Linked DNA regions of Homo sapiens: region 1 is linked to region 2. A link is a loop called in an ENCODE intact Hi-C map of the cell type or tissue named here. Cell type or tissue: thyroid gland. All regions are shown on one strand. Links, peaks and the distances in the headings refer to the core of each region. The heading gives the core; the rest is flanking DNA.

The links. Hi-C counts contacts between places; a loop is a spot of excess contacts. Peaks named below come from ENCODE experiments on the same cell type or tissue, not always from the same donor. Only the 100,000 strongest peaks of a DNase experiment are listed, where the experiment ranks them.
Region 1: a loop joins it to region 2, with 2.2 times the contacts of the local background. A loop is called at or near these places in 1 of 110 quality-filtered maps.

Annotation. Positions count from the first base shown.
Region 1 is chr10:69,936,534-69,943,776 of GRCh38, forward strand. COL13A1 (collagen type XIII alpha 1 chain) reads left to right here. Exons shown (of 41, transcript NM_001368882.1): 33 at 223-249; 34 at 1,102-1,182; 35 at 4,455-4,490. Among named protein-coding and RNA genes, the nearest start is that of LINC02636, 69 kb to the right of the region's middle. In thyroid gland, for the core only: no CTCF peak of the experiment used is centred there; DNase peaks (open chromatin) are centred at 2,088, 2,398, 2,676 and 3,148; H3K27ac peaks cover 2,181 bases.
Region 2 is chr10:69,776,224-69,786,713 of GRCh38, forward strand. It overlaps the pseudogene RPL5P26. Among named protein-coding and RNA genes, the nearest start is that of COL13A1, 20 kb to the right of the region's middle. In thyroid gland, for the core only: no CTCF peak of the experiment used is centred there; a DNase peak (open chromatin) is centred at 4,058.

The sequences.
Region 1 (7,243 bases), core at 1-5,000, 160 kb after region 2:
GATTTTCTGTGAGCCCTGGCTGGAAAAGACTGGCTCAGACTATTCCCTAGGAAGCCCCAAGCATGACCCCCACTTAGCATTTCTTTCTACCTCTCATGGGCAGGGACCCCAAACCATACTCTGCACCCAAAACCCTTGTTCTTCTGTGATCCATTTGTGGACTAGGCAGTTGTGTTAACTAGAGATGCAGTTCTAATGCACCTTGCTTTATTCCAAATGCAGGGGCTCCAAGGTGTTCCTGGACCAAAGGTAAGGAGAAGTCACATGACAGGCGCTGTGTCAGTGCTAGTAGAAAAGAGGGAAAGTGCACCTGAGACCAGCTGACCCTTTTTCCTAGAAGGCATTAGGTGACACTCCAGCCAAGGGGGTCCAGTCAGGGCAGGAGGAAGTCCTAGATTCCCTTTAGCATCCATCATTGACACCTGGTGTGCTTTGGCTTCAGAAGCTTCCCATCTGTCACCCCACAAAGGGACAGGTTAGATTCTTAGCCAATGGTTAAAATCCTTTTCCCATCAAACCTGCCCTGGCCCCTTCACTCATGCCGAGTAGAGGTGGGAGAGAGACAGCAACATAGGGTGGGACCCCTCCCTGGGTCAAGCTTGGGGGGACTCTGCACTGGGCTCTCCCGGCCTCCCCTGAACCATTTCAAATGGATGAGGGGGCTGGGGGCTGTTGATGTGACAATGGCCCTTTCCTCATGCCCTGGTATTCAAGAGACTTCGGGGCAGTTTGTTCTCCCGACTAGGCTGTGAGCCTCAGGGCTCTGGAGGTAGCATCTCAGGCATCTGAGCAAATCTCTGTAAGGTTCCCATTCTCCTGCCATGCAGTTGGGCACCTGTGCCAAGGCCTGACCTGTGGGTTTGTCCCCAGGCCACCTAGTCCTTTTCTCTGTGGGGCTCTCAAAGCTCCCACAGGATACAGGGGCTACTAACTGAGGCGAGAGTAGGCTAAGAATTCAGGGATTCTTGGTATCCTCAGCCTGCCACCCTGACCCCTCCTTCCTCTACAAATGCCACCCCAGCCTCCAGGACCCCAGAATGCAAGAATGAATTGTCTGGGACATGTCCTTGTGTGATCTCGTCCCCTCTCCCTTTCCTCCAGGGGGAAGCAGGACTAGATGGAGCAAAAGGAGAGAAAGGCTTCCAGGGAGAAAAAGGAGACCGTGGTCCCCTGGGACTACCCGTAAGTACCTTGGACCCAGCAAGACTGGTGGGTTTGATGGGCCAGGGGTGTGGGCTGGGACTGGGGGACAGCCAGCGGAAAGCTAAGGTTCTAGAGTCTGAGCATCCAGAGTTCCATGTGGTTTGTCTTTCCCACCTGGGCAAGACCACAGGCTCTGATTCTCTTCCTCCTCTGGGCCCAGGCCCCACCTTGGTGCTGGGGAAAGGCAATGCTGAAGAAGACAGGCTCCCCCACCCCAAGGGGCACTGAGCTGGGAGGGCAGCTTCAGGCCCTGCTTGAGCCTGGTTCAGAAGCAATCAAAGCCTGCTGCCTTTACGGGGCCAAGCTTGGAGGGTTTGGAAGTAGTGGGACAAGAAGATAGTCTCCATTACAGTCCATTTTCCCAGAGGGACCCCAAGAGAACTCTTGCTCCCCCCTCTTAAGCACTGGTCATTGCAGAAAGGCACAGACAAAGTCAGACTTTGTGGTCCCAGCAGGCCAAGGCCGTTCATCTCCTGGGTTCGTGGAGATCTCTGATCTCAGCCTGCCCAGAGCCAGAAGCCCCAGGTCAGAGGTGGGGAGCTGCTCAGAAGGTGTTCACATGTCATGATATGGGGCTGGGCTGGATAGGGCTGATGGCCTCTTCACTGCCTCACCTGTGTACAGGTGAGCGCATCCCACCACCCTCCCTGGAGCCCGGGCTCCATGCCCCCTAACCCTCCACTGAGGTTGGCATTCTTCCAAGAGCTGGAAGGGATGTTAGCGATCCATCCCATCATTTCACTGATGGTCCCAGAGAAGAAAGTGGGTCACTGGAGGTCACATACAAAGTTGGTGGCCAAGCCAGAGGCTGATCTGAGGCCATGGCCTTGCAAAGCGACTCCTTCCAGCCACTCAGGCTTCCTCTGTCCTGGGCTCAAGGCCAGTTCCCACCCCAGGTAGCCATAAAGAGCAGAGAAACAATGGAAAGCCCAGTTACCCCCGCTTGGCAGAGCTTGAAGGCCTGGTTAATACAATCACAGCAACCAAACAGCAAATGCAGGAGGTATAATTATACCCTCATGAATGCATTCGAGGTAGGAATATTTAAGAAGCCAATCTGCTTGACAGACTACAGAAAACTGATGACTTTAGCAGGCATTTTCCCATGTCTTAAGCTGTGTCTGGAATGATTAAGTGCTCCTTACTATTAAAGAGCCTTCCTGCCCCACTCAACCACAAACCTCTTCTTATCCACATTCATGGCCCCAACGACCTTGATGAACACTCGAGAATTCAGTCAGGGGTTGAAATGCAAAAGGCACAGCGACCAAACAGGTAATATTAATATAAACAAGGAAAGTGCCAGATGAAAGACAAAGTACCTACTCTATCATTAATTTTCTCACTTTTGATAGAGGCATGGGTACAGAGAAGTATTTTTTTTTAGTTTAAGTAAACAACAGAACAAGCATTCATATGAGACAACTGACACAAACCTGAGGGAGACACTAGGGAGTGGAGGGGACTGTGGTGCACTAGAGACCGTGTATCCCTTCTTAAGGGGAACCGTCCCTTCTCAGCTCAGCTGACTGTTGCCTTGGAGGAAGGCGGAGCTGGTATTTCTGGATCTTCCTATTTTTCAAAGGAAGTTAAACATCTGGTGTTTTATGTGAAATCTTTCCATTTTCTAATATTAGATCAAAATTATTTGCAACACTGCAGACCATAAAAAATATGTCAGTGGCCCACATATGGCCTGAAAGCCTCTAATTTGTGCTTTCTGCTCCAGACCTCTCAAGACAACTGAGTTTTAATGCTGCATTTTTTTAAAGTACATGGATATTTAGCTACCATTCTGTTTCCAGGTTTCACCTGGATGTTTTATTCTATGTAGTAGCAGCCTGCTTCTCCAGGCATATCCTGGAGTGTTCCCCCATTTGCCCTGCAGAAGCAATTCTCAATGCTGGCTGCACACTGGAATCCCCTGAGAGCTTTTCAAACTCACCATCACCCCGGGCTTCACTCTTGGAGATTTTGAATTGCATCGGGCTGGGATGGGGTGGGACCCAGGCATCTGTTTTATTTAACATTGCCCCCAAGAGATTCTAATGTGCTGCCAGGGCTGAGAACCACAGCTCTCTAGCCCAGTGAGTCAAGGTCGGTCCCAGAATCGTGTGGTCCTAAATCTGAGAAGAGTCCCTGCAGAGTCCTTCTACCCAACACCTTTTCCATGAAGCAGCAGCTCGTTGCCTCCTTCTTGGGACTTCCTTTTCATTTGAAATTCTGAGGCTGAGGCTCAGTTGGAAGCAGTTTTCAAGCACTCAGTCCTTACCAGGCCAGAGTATTGCCGCTGCCTTCTCCCTGACTTGTCACATTGGAATCATTAGAAAAGGGTCCCTGGGTTTTCCTGGGTGGGTTTCAGAGGCAGCTTCATAACCCAGGGTTGGAACAGGAGTGCCACCCCACCCCCGACCCACCAACCTTGTATTTCACTGGACAAGAGCAAGTAAGGGTGCTGATAGCAGGTTGGTCTCAGTAGCTTCCCACCTGCTGCCCATTTGCTCTGGGAAATACATGGCCTTAGACCTCTGTCCCAGGCCGCTGCCTCCAAAGCCTTTGCCTACACAAGAGCCCTTGTCTGGGAGCATATGAATGGATCGAGTTTAGGTTGAGCATCTCAGACTGTAAAGTGCCAGCGAAATGTCAGGCATCATTTGTAATATCATCTAAGAGCCAACTCATTCCCCCAGGGTGAAGGATAAGCAGAACAACTCCTACCCAGATTTCACAACTGGGTGCTGTCACCCAGGGCTGAGACCCTCAGGGGCACCCCAGCATGGCCTGATCCAAACAGGAATGCAAAGAGGCTGGGAGAGCCGTCCTCACCTGGGGCCCCTCCCCAGTGAAACCTGTCCTGGGAAGGGTGCACAGCTCTGATTCCAAGACATCTCTCTAAGCATTCCTTTCTGTATCCCTTTCCCCATAACACTGAAGGGAGAGGGGTTTCTGAGAGGGAATAAAGGGAGAGAGGAGAAGGGGGGCGGGAGGAGCAGGTGGCCATCTGCGCCGACCTCCACCCAGCCTGCTCAGCAGCCAGCCACTGCATTCAGTGTCTCCATGTTTTCGTTGGTTTCCATGTAAATACCATTCCGTGTCCTCCCAAGCTTATTTCTCCAGTTGTGTTTGATTACCAGCATTTATGTCTGTCCAGAGTCACTGCTTTACTCACCTCTTCCCTCCCCATTGTTCCCTTTTTCTCCCTCCCAATCCTCTCTTCCCCTTCTTTTGGTCAAACTGTGCCCTTCGTCCAGGGAGCTTCAGGTTTGGACGGCAGGCCTGGGCCACCGGTGAGTGTCACTTCTCCATCACCCCTCACCCCACTCCACTCCACACCTGGCCTGTGATCCCTTTTGTCTGTCCCACTGTGGCCTCATTTTCCCAGTGAATCATGCCTGGTCCCACCTCCGACACCAGAAAGGTGCCACTGATGCTCTGAAGTGCCTTTTCTGGCCTCTTGACCAAATATGGCTGGCCTTCATCTGAATGCCCCTGTCCACAGAATACACCCAGGGACCTCAAACCTGCCAGGTGTGGGGTGGGAGGCCACTCCAGCAGCACCGCTCCTGATTCCACAGGAATGCTGAGTCCAGCCTGGGTGCCCAGCCCTGGAGGTTTGAGCCATGGCCTCTCCCCACCAAACACACCAGTGTCTGTGTGTGCCCGTCATGCTGTGTTGTCTTCATGCTGTGAGCTCTGTCCATCTCCTGTCTTCCCACGAGGGCCTCCTAGTCTTGTGCAGCCACCAGTCTGGTATATGTGGGGTAGGACAGCTTTGAAGGCTGAGGACAGGAGTAGCCTGCAGAAGCATAGAAGCCAGTCCCAGCTCTGTGTCTTATGCACGTTCTAACCACCCTTGCACTGCCTATGACAGCACAGTCGCCCTGCAACCCAACATGGCAGTTCACTACAGAGCAAGTGAGGCACACTTGGGTCCTCTCTTCCTCCATTCTTTCTGATTCCAGAAAACAGGCATCATTTACTATTGACTAGAAAGCACCTGGCCCTTCTGCTTATGACTAACAACTGAAGGATCAGAGGAAAATTCCCTCCTGTCCACCTCCGGTCCCTCCCGTGAGCGCCCTCTGAGGTCAACCTTCCCAGGGTATTGAGCTCACTCGCCCTCAAGTCTCGAGTCCCTGCTCGGACACCATCACGAGAGCTCTGTGCACCCAGCCCCTTCCAGCCAGGGAGGCCCTGCTCTGTCCTGCAGAGGGCTTTCAAGGCCACATCTGCCCATGGCCTGCATGGAGTTCTAGTTAGCTGGCTGGAGCCACCCTCAGGGGAGGCGAGACCTTGCCAGGGTTCATGTGTGCAGCGTAGGGGACACACTGAAGCACAGGCTCACAGGTCTTCCCAGGTGGCCGGGGGCACTTGCAACCGGCACCAAGAGAAGCCCAGAGCTTTTAGAGGTAGGAGGGTCAAGATAGACCTCTGTGAGAGCCCCATCCTACTGAATGCCTATTCTGTGCCCTCATAAATAGGAGATGACATGGCTTGCCCAAGATGACAGACTTCTTCAGAGCCCCCCACCTCCCTGCACTGATGGAGTTCACACTGTAAACCCTTACATGCAGAGAGCATGCCCTGGCTTCCAGGAGTTATTATGGCTTTGCTCCTTCGCCACAGTCCCTCCCTCTCCATCCTTCCCCACCTAGCAAACCTGTCTCAGGTGCGGGCAGGGCTCGGGGATGATCTGTGGTTGCAATCAGAGAAACCAAGACTTTCCTCTCAATGGCTTCTCCCTTTTATGTTAGACCGAGGGAAGCAGTACAAATTCATACACTCTGTCCCTTAGGAACTGAGTCTTTATTTTCCTCATAAAATCAGTATCCTAACTTTAAGGGAAAATGTGGGGAAAAAAAATAAGCCTTCCCTGCCAATATTAACATTTATTGAGCACTTCCTACGCGTCAGGCTCAGCACCAAATGCTTGCTACGCATTCATGCATGGAAACCTGGCACGGTCAAGGAGGCAGACACACGTGGTACAGACGGGGAAACCGACACTCGGCAAGGCTAAGGAGCTTCTCCAATACCCAGGAGTTTGTAGGCCTCCGAGGCAAGGCCAGCCACATGACTCCGTGGCGCTGTGCCCAACCACTGGCCCGAGCTGACTCCTTATTGTTTTTGAGACAGAGTCTCGCTCTGTCACCCAGGCTGGAGTGCAGTGGCGCAATCTTGGCTCACTGCAACCTCCACCTCCGGGTTTCAAGCGATTCTCCTGCCTCAGCCTCCCGAGTAGCTGGGATTACAGGCACCCACCACCATGCCGGACTAAATGTTGTATTTTTAGTAGAGTTGGGGTTTCGCCATGTTGGCCAGACCGGTCTTGAACTCCTGACCTCAGGTGATCCACCCGCCTCGGCCTCCCAAAGTGCTGGGATTACAGCCGTGAGCCACTGCGCCCAGCCTCCTTTTTCTTTCTGCTGTGCTATTATGGATGCCTGCAGCCTTCCTTCCCTCCTTGTGGTTGCAAAGGGGGGCCCTGAGGACATCTTACTCCCCTCTTTGTCTCACGTGAAGTAAGTCATGCCCCGCCATTCACAGATACATTCAGAGCACAGGAAACTGTCCACAGCCCAAGTCAACTCCTCCTGTCCTCATCTGAGGCCAACAACAGGAGACGCTGAACTAGAGACTTGGTCTGGCCAGGCTGTGAACTGGGAACGTGGGAAGATGTTGGAGGAGGCCAGAGCAAGCCCTGATGCTCCATGTCTAAGCCGTGAGCTCCAATGGCTCCAGCGCCCCCAGCCCCGGGCTAGCAGAGCTCATGACACGCCTCCCTGCCAGGCCGGTGTCGGTGCAGACATTGAGGCACCCTAATTCACCCCCCGATCCAGCCAGTTCCGCAGGCCTGTGAGTGGGGCGAGAAGGCCCCGGCCAGAGACTGAGGCCAGGGCTGTGGGTCTGCGGTGGGCCGGTGGGGTGGGTGTTGGCTGAACAACCCTCTCTCGTCTGCCCCTGTGTGTGCATCCGCATCCATCTCTGTGGCATGAAGACCCTCCCGCTGCATGTGGAGCTGCAAAGCAAAGAGGGTGCC
Region 2 (10,490 bases), core at 2,166-7,165:
GGGCATGAGCTTTAGGAAGCACAGAAGGGGAGGGGCCCACCTATGCGTTCATCAAGGTGATGTAGGTTGTGAGGAACAGAACACACTCAAAAGTTGCTCAAACAATAAGATCATTTATTTATTTATTTCATTTGAATACATTTGGAAGTAGGTGCTTAATCCATTTGGAAGTAGCTTCTTCGTCATCTCAATATGATATTGGGGACCCAAATCTTTACCTATTTCAGCTCTGCCACCTCAGTTCATCCGTAAGCATATGCCTTGTGATAACATAGAAGGCAGATGACATACCCAAAGGATGGGTAGCCCCAGGGGAAGAGATTAGGAAACAATTTGTTCACAGATGAAATGCCTGTCTTTGGCTGTGTTTAGTAGGATACAAGAAAGGAATAGGCTCAGAAAATAATTGGCCTGTTAAGAAGCAGAATTGAAAAGGGAATTAAATGTCCACTAGTTAGTGCTTGTGGGGTTGGAAGAGGCAACTGCTTCCTAACCCTAAGGCTGATTTAAACTTATCCTGTGTGGACTTCTGCTGTGGACAATGATGGAATAACAGATACTGGGCCTAGCCGTCACCCACCATAAACAAGTAGAACACTGGATAAAATATATGAAACAGCTGTTTTCAGACACTGACTAACCCTCAGAATGGGACTGTGTTCCCTGAGAGAAAGTGAACAAATAAGATGAACTCCGTGATCAACCTGACTTTTTGGCCAGAGGCATTTAGCAGACCATGGGTCTAGGACGAGGAAGGAGAGCAGAGCACAGAAGCCTCACTGTTTTGAGGGGTCAGAGATCACAATTCCAAGAGCTGTGCAGCTGGAATTTGTGGAGCAGAATACTGAAGAGACATATGCAGAGAAAGAGCTTCAGAAACTGCATAGGAGGCACTTTGAGTCTTTGGCTAAAAATTAGGTGTGCATGAGTAGGATGAGATTCCATGAGGTTGGACAAAGAACAAATATTGGAGAAAGAGTACTTATTTGGGAGTTGTAAGCTGAACAATATTCTGTGCTCAGAGTTGGGAGATGTTCAAGTTCGGGCCAACCAGAGTGGAGAGACCTCATTGAGCCCTCAGAATATTTAGTGGAAAACTCAGAAAGGCTGCACCGTAGGAGTAGAGCTAAACTAACAAGCCTCCATCCTAGAGTGAAGGCTATCCTAGACCCATCTTAAGTTTAAAGACAAGTCTTGAAAGGACCAAGCCAATCTTCAAATAAGTTGCTGGAATAAAACTCAACACTCTTTAAAGAAAGATAACAGGCTGGGTGTGGTGGCTTACACCTGTAATCCCAGCACTTTGGGAGGCCGAGGTGGGCCGAGGCAGGCCTGAAGTCAGGAGTTCGAGACCAGCCTGGCCAACATGGCAAAACCCCGTCTCTACTAAAAATACAAAACTTATCCAGGCGTTGTGGTGGGCGCCTGTAATCCCAGCTACTCAGGAGGCTGAGGCAGGAGAATTGCTTGAACCTAGGAGGCGGAGGTGGCAGTGAGCCAATATCGTGCCACTGCACTCCAGCTTGGGCAACAGAGGAAGACCCTCTCTCAAAAAACTATATCTTTGAAAAAATAATGGCCAAACATTTTCCAAATTTGATGAAAACTATAAACCCATAGATCCAAGACACTCAATGAATTTCAGTCAGGATAAACACAAAGAAAACTACACCAAGGCACATCAAGTAAAAATGCTAAAAACAAATGATGAAGCAAAAAACTTGAAATGCAGCCAGAGAAAAATCTTAGCCTGGTGGCAAGGATCAAATTGATGATATCATTGTCATATCCATTATTGAAAATTGCGAATGGACTAAGAGATGAATCTTTTTTATTAGACATGCTGACTCAGGCAAAGAGACTGGAGGAAATGTGCTCACACCTAAGTCTGATAGGTTTAAGTTACTTACAATAAAGTATGCCAAAACTTACTGGCTTAAAGAAAGTAGAGTTCCCAGCACTTTGGGAGGCCGAGGCGGGTGGATCACGAGGTCAGGAGATCGAGACCATCCTGGCTAACACAGTGAAACCCCATCTCTACTAAAAAATACAAAAATTAGCCGGGCGTGGTGGCAGGCACCTGTAGTCCCAGCTACTTGGGAGGCTGAGGCAGGAGAATGGCGTGAACCCGGGAGGCGGAGCTTGCAGTGTGCCAAGATTGCACCACTGCTCTCTAGCCTGGGCAACAGAGCGAGACTGTCTCAAAAAAAAAAAAAAAAAAGAAAGAAAGAAAGAAACTGGAGGTCAATGTGGACAAGAGAGAGGTTCAGAAAATTTTAAATGTATGTTTAAAATTAAAACTATGGATGAGGCTACTGGTATATGGAATTTTCCAGAATCAAATAGATAAGAAGACTGTTACATTTTAAAGTTAGTTATATTGCACCTTTCCCCTCCCCGCAAAAATCAGGCGCTTAGACTTAAACCGTTGTTCAAGGTTTAACTCTTGGGCTTGCAAAATTCTACAGTTTGAGAAAACTACTCAGCCCCCAAGAAGGGCATATTTTCCATGCTTACCTTATCCCAGGAGGATAATGGGGGGAAAATGTACTTTCCAGAATGGCAAATTGTGTAGCTCCAAAAATCACGCCTGCATGATGACACTTAAAAGCTGGAAGGCAGAAGGAGAGTCTTTCACTCATCTCCCTCTTTTTATCAGAGAGAAACCTTTCTCAAAACACCCAGGAGTGCTGCTGGGCCTGCAGGTCTCTGTCGAGCCTCTGTCCCACAGGATAGAGTTTGTTAAAGTTGTTAAGAATAAGTCCTACTTTAAGAGGTACCAAGTGAAATTTAGAAGAAGATGATAGGGTAAAACTGATTATTATGCTCAGAAACACTGGTGATACAGGATAAAAATAAACATGACACAGCCAAATACAGGATGATAGTTTGTGTAACAAATAGAGATATCATTTGTCAGATTGCTTACTCCCATCTAGAAGGGGATATGATAGTCTGCACAGCATATGCACATGAACTGCCAAAATATGGCATGAAGTTTGGCCTGACAAATGATGCTGCAATGTATTGTACTGTCCTGCTGCTGGCCCACAGGCTTCTCAATAAGTTTGGCATGGAAAAGATCTGTGAACACCAAGTGGCGGTGACTGGAGATGAATACAATGTGGAAGGCATTGATGGTCAGCCAGGTGCCTTTACCTGCTATTTGGATGCAGGCCTTGCTAGAACCGCAATAAAGTTTTGGGGGCACTGAAGGGAGGTGTGGATGGAGGCTTGTCTATCCCTCACAGTACCAAATGCCTCCCTAGTTATGATTCTGAAAGCAAGGAATTTAATGCAGAAGTACACCAGAAGCATATCATGGGCCAGAATGTTGCAGATTACTCTTGCTACTTAATGGAGGAAGATGAAGATGCTCAAAAGGAATAGTTCTGTCAATACATAAAGAACGGCGTAACCCCAGACATGATGGAAGAGATGTATAAGAAAGCTCATGCTGCTATATAAGAGAATCCAGCCTGGGAGAAGAAGCCCAAGAAAGAAGTTAAAAAGAAGAGGTGGTACTGCCCCAAAATGTCCCTTGTTCAGAATAAAGATCAGGTAGCTCAAAAGAAGGCAAGCTTTTTCAGAGCTCAAGAGCGGGCTGCTGAGAGCTAACCCAATTTTGTATGAGAAATTTTCAGATAAAGACTGTAAACTTATTGACAGCAACAACAACAACAACAAAAACACAAAAATCAATAACACCTGGCAGGCTACTCCTCAGGTCCCATTGGCGGAAATTAGATCGTATGACAGTATTTCACCAACATTCATGGAACTTCACGTATAGAAAAGGCAGTCTTACTAGTTCCTAGTAACAAGTTGCCCCAAAACGTTAGTAGTTTAAAGCAATAAGCATTTATTTTGTCACCATTTCTGAGGTTTAGGAATCTGGGCACAGCTTAGCTGGATGGTTCTGACTCAAGCTCTCTTGTGAGGCTGCAGTCAAGCTGATGGGCAGCGCTGCAGTCATCTCAACTGGGGGAGGCTCCACTTCCAAGAGGGCTCACTCATATGGCTGCTAGTTGGAGTCCTTCATTCGTCACTGGCTATTGGCTGGAAGACTCAGTTCCGTGCCAAGTGGGCCTCTCGAGACACTTGAAAGCCTGAGTGTCCTCAATGTACGGCAGCTGGCTTCTCCCAGAGTAAGTGATCCATGAGACAGAATGAGAGAAAGACCAAATGGAAACCACACTGTCTTTTATAAGCTAATCTTGGACATGACATACCATTACTTCAGTCAGATTCTATTGGTCACATTGTCCAACTGGTACAATGGGGGAGGTGGCTATGCAAGGTGAACTCCAGAAGGTGGGCGTCTTTGGTGACCATCTTGGAAACTGGCTACCACAGAGCCCTTGAAGGAGACAGGGAAGACAGCAAGAGACCTCAGGTGAGCCTAAAGAGCCTGTTATCAAAGACCACAGAGAGGAGAGTTCCAGAAGAGAAGCATTCAATACTTTTTAAAATTAAAAGTGAGAACCAGAAGCTAAGCATTGAGAAATACTCATTGGATTTGTCAATCAGGGTCATTACATTCAGAGCAGTTATGAGCAACTCCAGTTGACCAGTTTGCTGTGGACTGAGGTTTGAGTAAATGCTGGGCAAGTGGAGAACTGCAGGTGTAGACTACAGGCAACCCTTGAAGAACATGGGTTTGAACTGCGTGGGTCCACTTATAAGCAGATTTTCTTCCACCTCTGCCACCCCTCAGACAGCAAGACCCATGCTTTTCCTTCCTCCTCCTCCTCCTCTTCCTCCTCCTCAGCCTACTCAAAGTGAAGACAATGAGGATGAAGACCTTTATGATGATCCTCTTCCACTTAATGAATAATAAATATGTTTTCTCATCTTTATGATTTTCTTAACATTTTCTTCTCTCTAGCTTACTTTATTATAAAGATACAGTATATAATAAATATAACATACAAAAATATGTGTTCATCAACCATTTATGTTTTAGATGGAGCTTCTAGGCAACAGTAACCTATTAGTAGTTAAATTTAGGGGGAGTCAAACTTATATGCATATTTTTTACTGCACAGTAGGTAAGCACTCCTAAGCACCACATAGTTCAAGGGTCAACCATACTTTTTTAAGAGGGCTGGATGAGACGGGGAGAAGGGATATTTGGATAAAAGCTAGAGGAAGACAGGGGAAGATTTCATTTTTTGGATGTGAGAGCTCGAGTATATTTTTAGGCAGAGGGGAAGCAGCCAGTGGACTGGGAGAGTCCAGTCCTGGAAGATCCAGGAGAGGGAAGGATGACTGATGAGGTAGCCTGTTGGAGGAGGCAGGAGAATTGGAGGTCAAAGACACAGGTGGGCTGGTTGGCTTTGAACAGAGAGACACCTCATCCTCTGAGGCTGCAGGGAGGGAGGCAGGGTGAGTCTGGCTAGGGCAAGACTTGATGGTGAGGATGCCTGGGAATTGAGAATTCATATCTGATGACCTCAACTTTCTTGGAAAGAGGAGGAGGCAAGGTTGTAGTGAGTTGAGAGTGAACAATGATGTCAATTACCGTGGTGATTGCTTACACATGAAGGAAGGTTCAGAAACAGTCTGTTCTCATCAGCAGGGCGAGCCCTTCCCTTGTGATCTCATATATACTTTCTATCTCTCAGCAAACTCATTTTTCACCATCAGTGATGTCTTCAGACAGCACGTGAGTTACCACAAGATATGGGTTAGTGGAATGGAAATGAATGAGGTGGGAGGTATCAGAACTCAGTGGATGTGAAGAATCATGACATCTTAGCAAGGCAGAGACCTCTGAGTTCTCATGCGATATTCCATCCAAGGGTCTGTCTCACCATCAATAGTTCATCCATCCTCTGCGTCATCATCCCACTGACAGTGAACTCGCTACCTTTAAGGAAGTCTTTCCATTTCCAAACATTTTCAAATCCTTAAGCTTTTCCTTCAATAGTGAAGTCTCACTCTCTGATTCCCTAAGGTCCTACAGGGAATCCTAGAGCAAGTACTACCTGGAAGCCCTTCAGAGATCTTAGTCTCTCCCCTAGAATAAATGTTCCGTTGTTCCCACCCTCCCTTATCTCATAAGATTTCCTGACCCCTCACCAGATCTGCCTTCTCCCCAAGATTTCCTCCAGGCCAATATTGGTCCTCAAGATTCAGCCATGACCTGGCTCACCTGCCTTCCTCCGAGCTCCCCAAAGTGCTTGCCTGGCAATTCGCAGCCACCCAATGTTCATGTGTAATTGATGGAAACTTATTTGAAATTCTTCCTCTCCCAGGATGGTTTGATCAGACTGGTGGTCTTGCAGGTCTTCTCATCATTCTCTGTCCAGATGTCAGGTTCCCTTGGCATCTTTGCTGTCGACAGCCTACCCAAATGAGGGGTTCATCCCAGACCATGTGCTCAAATACATTTCTGTGCCCAGACCCATTCCTAAGCATAAGTCAAATAGGTGATCAAAGACTGTATTTGAGCGTGCAGAAAGAGGCTCCAGATTCTCATTTTGGATCTGTCTGTGACTAGCAGCATTACTTTCACAGGTCTTGTCTGAGTTTCAGGGGAAACCTTGACAGAGGTTAGTGTTTGGAAATATTAACCAATGTTTTATCCCTCTGGCATTTCTCCTTTTCACACTTTGCCCCTTTCCTTCTCACCATCACCCAAATTCTGTCCTGTGCTCATTGTCTCAGAGAAGAGGTGTGACCCCAGAAAGCAGAGCAAGGAGTCTCTTGACTTTGAGTTGAAAAGTCTTGGGCCAGTGAGGCAGAAGAAAATCCCCATACCAGCAAAATTTGGAAGAAAACATGAGCAAGGCAATGCTTCCATCTCTCAGATTTGTAAAGGGGCTCCCATCTTGGGGGTGGAGTGGAAAGTTGAGAGAGGTCAGGAGTCACAAGAGTATAGATAATGGTGGTTTCCAGAAGAGGGTACCAGAGAGAACTGGAGGACCTGAGAGGAGACGAGACCTGGGTCCCATTATCCAGAGAGCACTGGGAGGTGGCAAGACCCCAGGCAAGAGAAATAGCTTCATGGACTGTTCCAGCAGCAAAGTCCTAGTCAGCCTGGCAGAGCTTTCCCAAACACTAGCATGGACCTGGAAAACAGAATGACCTCATTGCTCGTAAGAGCAGCATGGGACTGGACAAGAAGAGCAGATCAGCAAGGGCCCTGCAAACGGACAACCTGCAGGGACCAATGAACAAGGACAGGCACAGTGATGGGCATCACAAATGACATTGAAGACTAGGTGCCTGGACGCCCCTTGAGCCTCCAGGAAGTTAGATGCCACTACGGAAAAGAAGAGAGACTCCATATTGACAGTGATTATGTTTTTACCATGGTGGCAGCCTGCCACCTGCCCCTGAGCAGCTTTATCCACACCTGGACTTGCTGTAGAAGATGAGATTGTGGACTTTGAGTTGATGCCATAATGGGATGAGACTTTTGAGGAGCTTAGGAAGGGGTGAGTATATTTTGCACGTGGGAGGGTCTTGCATCATTGCAGCTAGAGGGAGCACTACAGTAGTTAGCCTCCAGTGATCTTCATATTCTGATATTCATGCCTTTGGTAGTCCCCTCCCACATTAAATCAGGACTGACTTGTGTGACCAATGGAACGCAGCAGAAATGAGATTGTGTGGCATCCAAGGGCAGACCATAAAAGACATTGCAGCCTCCACCTTGGTCTCTTGGATACCTAGCATTGGGGATAGACAGCAGCCATGTGTTGGGGATACTCAAGAAGCCTTGGAGTCCACATGGAGAGGAACTGAGTCCTGCCACGAAACACCATTGAGCCACCTTAGAAGTGGATCCTCAAGCCCCAGTCAAGCCTTTAGATAAGTATAGCCTGGACTGACCTCTGACTGCAGCCTCACATGAGACCCAAGCTAGAACTTCAGCCAAGTCACAAATAATTTCTGATGCATAGAAATTGTGAAAGATCATGAATGATTATTTTTGTTTTAAATCACAAAGTTTTGGGGGATTTCTTATGCAGTATTTGATCACTAATTCATCATCACCCACTATCAGAGCTTCCAATGTTTTTATCCCTCCTAAATAAAGAACAGAGAAGTTGGGTGGTGGTCCCAGGTCACACAGCAGAGCTTCAATACAATATTCAGCTTCTATGTTCTTATATAGAGTTCCTATATCTGCTTCATCTCTTCACCGACCTCTCTCCTTTTTAGACCATACCTTCACTTAGCCCATGCTCCTATGTCCCCACCATCATCACCTCTTTTGGAAACAGGTTTATTTCTCCCCTCTTCTCAAATCCTTTGTGCTCAAAACCTAACCACATACAATGTGGAGATGGTAATGATCACAACTTGTGCCTAATGTCATCCAACGTGGCCAATTTGTGACAGGTAGACTTGGTAGCTGTAATATTTGCTAGCAGGTTTGCTAGCATTGCCATAATCCTAAGCCAAAAGAGCAAAGCTGGAGGCATCACGCTACTTGACTTCAAACTATACTACAAGGCTACAGTAACCAAAACAGCATGGTACTGGTATCAAAACAGAGATATAGACCAACGGAACAGAACAGAGCCCTCAGAAATAATACCACACATCTACAACAATGCAATCTACCCCACAAAAGCAAGCAATGGGGAAAGGATTCCCTATTTAATAAATGGTGTTGGGAAAACTGGCTAGCCATATGTAGAAAGCTGAAACTGATCCCTTCCTTATACCCTATACAAAAATTAATTCAAGATGGATTAAAGACTTAAATGTTAGACCTAAAACCATAAAAACCCCAGAAGAAAACCTAGGCAATACCATTCAGGACATAGGCATGGGCAAGGACTTCATGACTAAAACACCAAAAGCAATGGCAACAAAAGCCAAAATAGACTAATTGGGTCTACTTAAACCAAAGAGCTTCTGCGCAGCAAAAGAAACTACCATCAGAGGGAACAGGCAACCTACAGAATGGGAGAAAATTTTTGCAGTCTACCCATCTGACAAATGGCTAATATCCAGAATCTACAAAGAACTTAAACAAATTTACAAGAAAAAATCAAACAATCCCATCAAAAAGTGGGCAAAGGATATGAAGAGACACTTCTCAAAAGAAGACATTTATGCAGCCAAGAGACACATGAAAAAATGCTCATCATCACTGGCAATCAGAGAAATGCAAATCAAAACCACAATGAGATACCATCTCACCCCAGTTAGAATGGCGATCATTAAAAAGTCAGGAAACAACAGATGCTGGAGAGGATGTGGAGAAATAGGAACACTTTTACACTGTCATTGGAAATGTAAACTAGTTCAACCACTGTGGAAGACAGTGTGGCGATTCCTCAAGGATCTAGAACTAGAAATACCATTTTACCCAGCGATCCCATTACTGGGTATATACCCAAAGGATTATAAATCATGCTACTATAAAGGTATGTAATTCTTGGCTTCGCTTTGAGCTTGTCAGATTGGCTCAAAGAAAGAAGAACCCTAACCAAAAACACAAGAACTTAATTAGGGAGAAGGGCCATAATGTGACCCATGAAGGCTCAGTTTCAACCCTTCGCCCCTTGAGTATGATGTTTTCACAATCCCCTTTGAGTTTGAGAGGCAGAAACCCAGTGGTGGAAACATGGCCAGAGGAAGATGGAAGAAGGGATGAACATGTGGCTTTGGATCATTCTGCGTCTCAGCTCCCACTGCCTCTCAGCCCAGAAGTCTTCCACCCTCTCCCCAGAGTGAAACTCTCACCCTCGAAGGGTAAGCCCCAAGCCACCCCTCACCGTGAATCCTGTCAGCCCTACCTCCCCACACACCCCTTTCCCCGAGATTCTGAAAACACAGGGCTCCCACCCCAATTCTCACTTGCCCTTACTTCTCTCCACCTTGTGTAACAGTTCGTTTCTTTCACATCCTACTTCCCCCAACTCTGAGCTCCTTGAGAAACAGGAGCTGCATCTAACTCACATCATTGCTCACAGAGGGCCTGACCAAACCTGGGCCTGGCTGAAGATGTTCAGAAATATCTGCTGAATTGGGCACAAAGCTACACAGTGTGACAGTTGACATGTGGTGCCTCGAGTTACGGGATACATTTGAATTCTGTAAGAAGAACGTCTCTGTTGGGTTAAACTTGGCTGTCTGGGGCAGGCAGGCAGAGCAAATAGTATGTGGAATGAAAAATACGTAGCAAAGCCCTTCGGTTTATTTAGCCATTTGAGGAAGGGCCTGAGTGGGAATGTGCAGCAGAGCTGTGCATTCTCCTGGGAAACATTCCCAACAGCCAGGCCAGTTTCCCCAGGGAATGACCCATACATAGCTCCCCGCTGATGCCTTCATAAGGGGGGACCTTGCCTGCCGTTCTCTTCTGCCTCCCTTTGGAGCACCTCCTTCTCCAGCATTTCATGGTAATGACCATGTTCCTACCTAGGAGGAAGAGATTGCCTGACAGTATGACTTTGACCCATTATGGACAACTGGTTTTTCCTTCTTAACAGGCCCCATGTTTCAGCACCCCCAAGCAGAAGCAT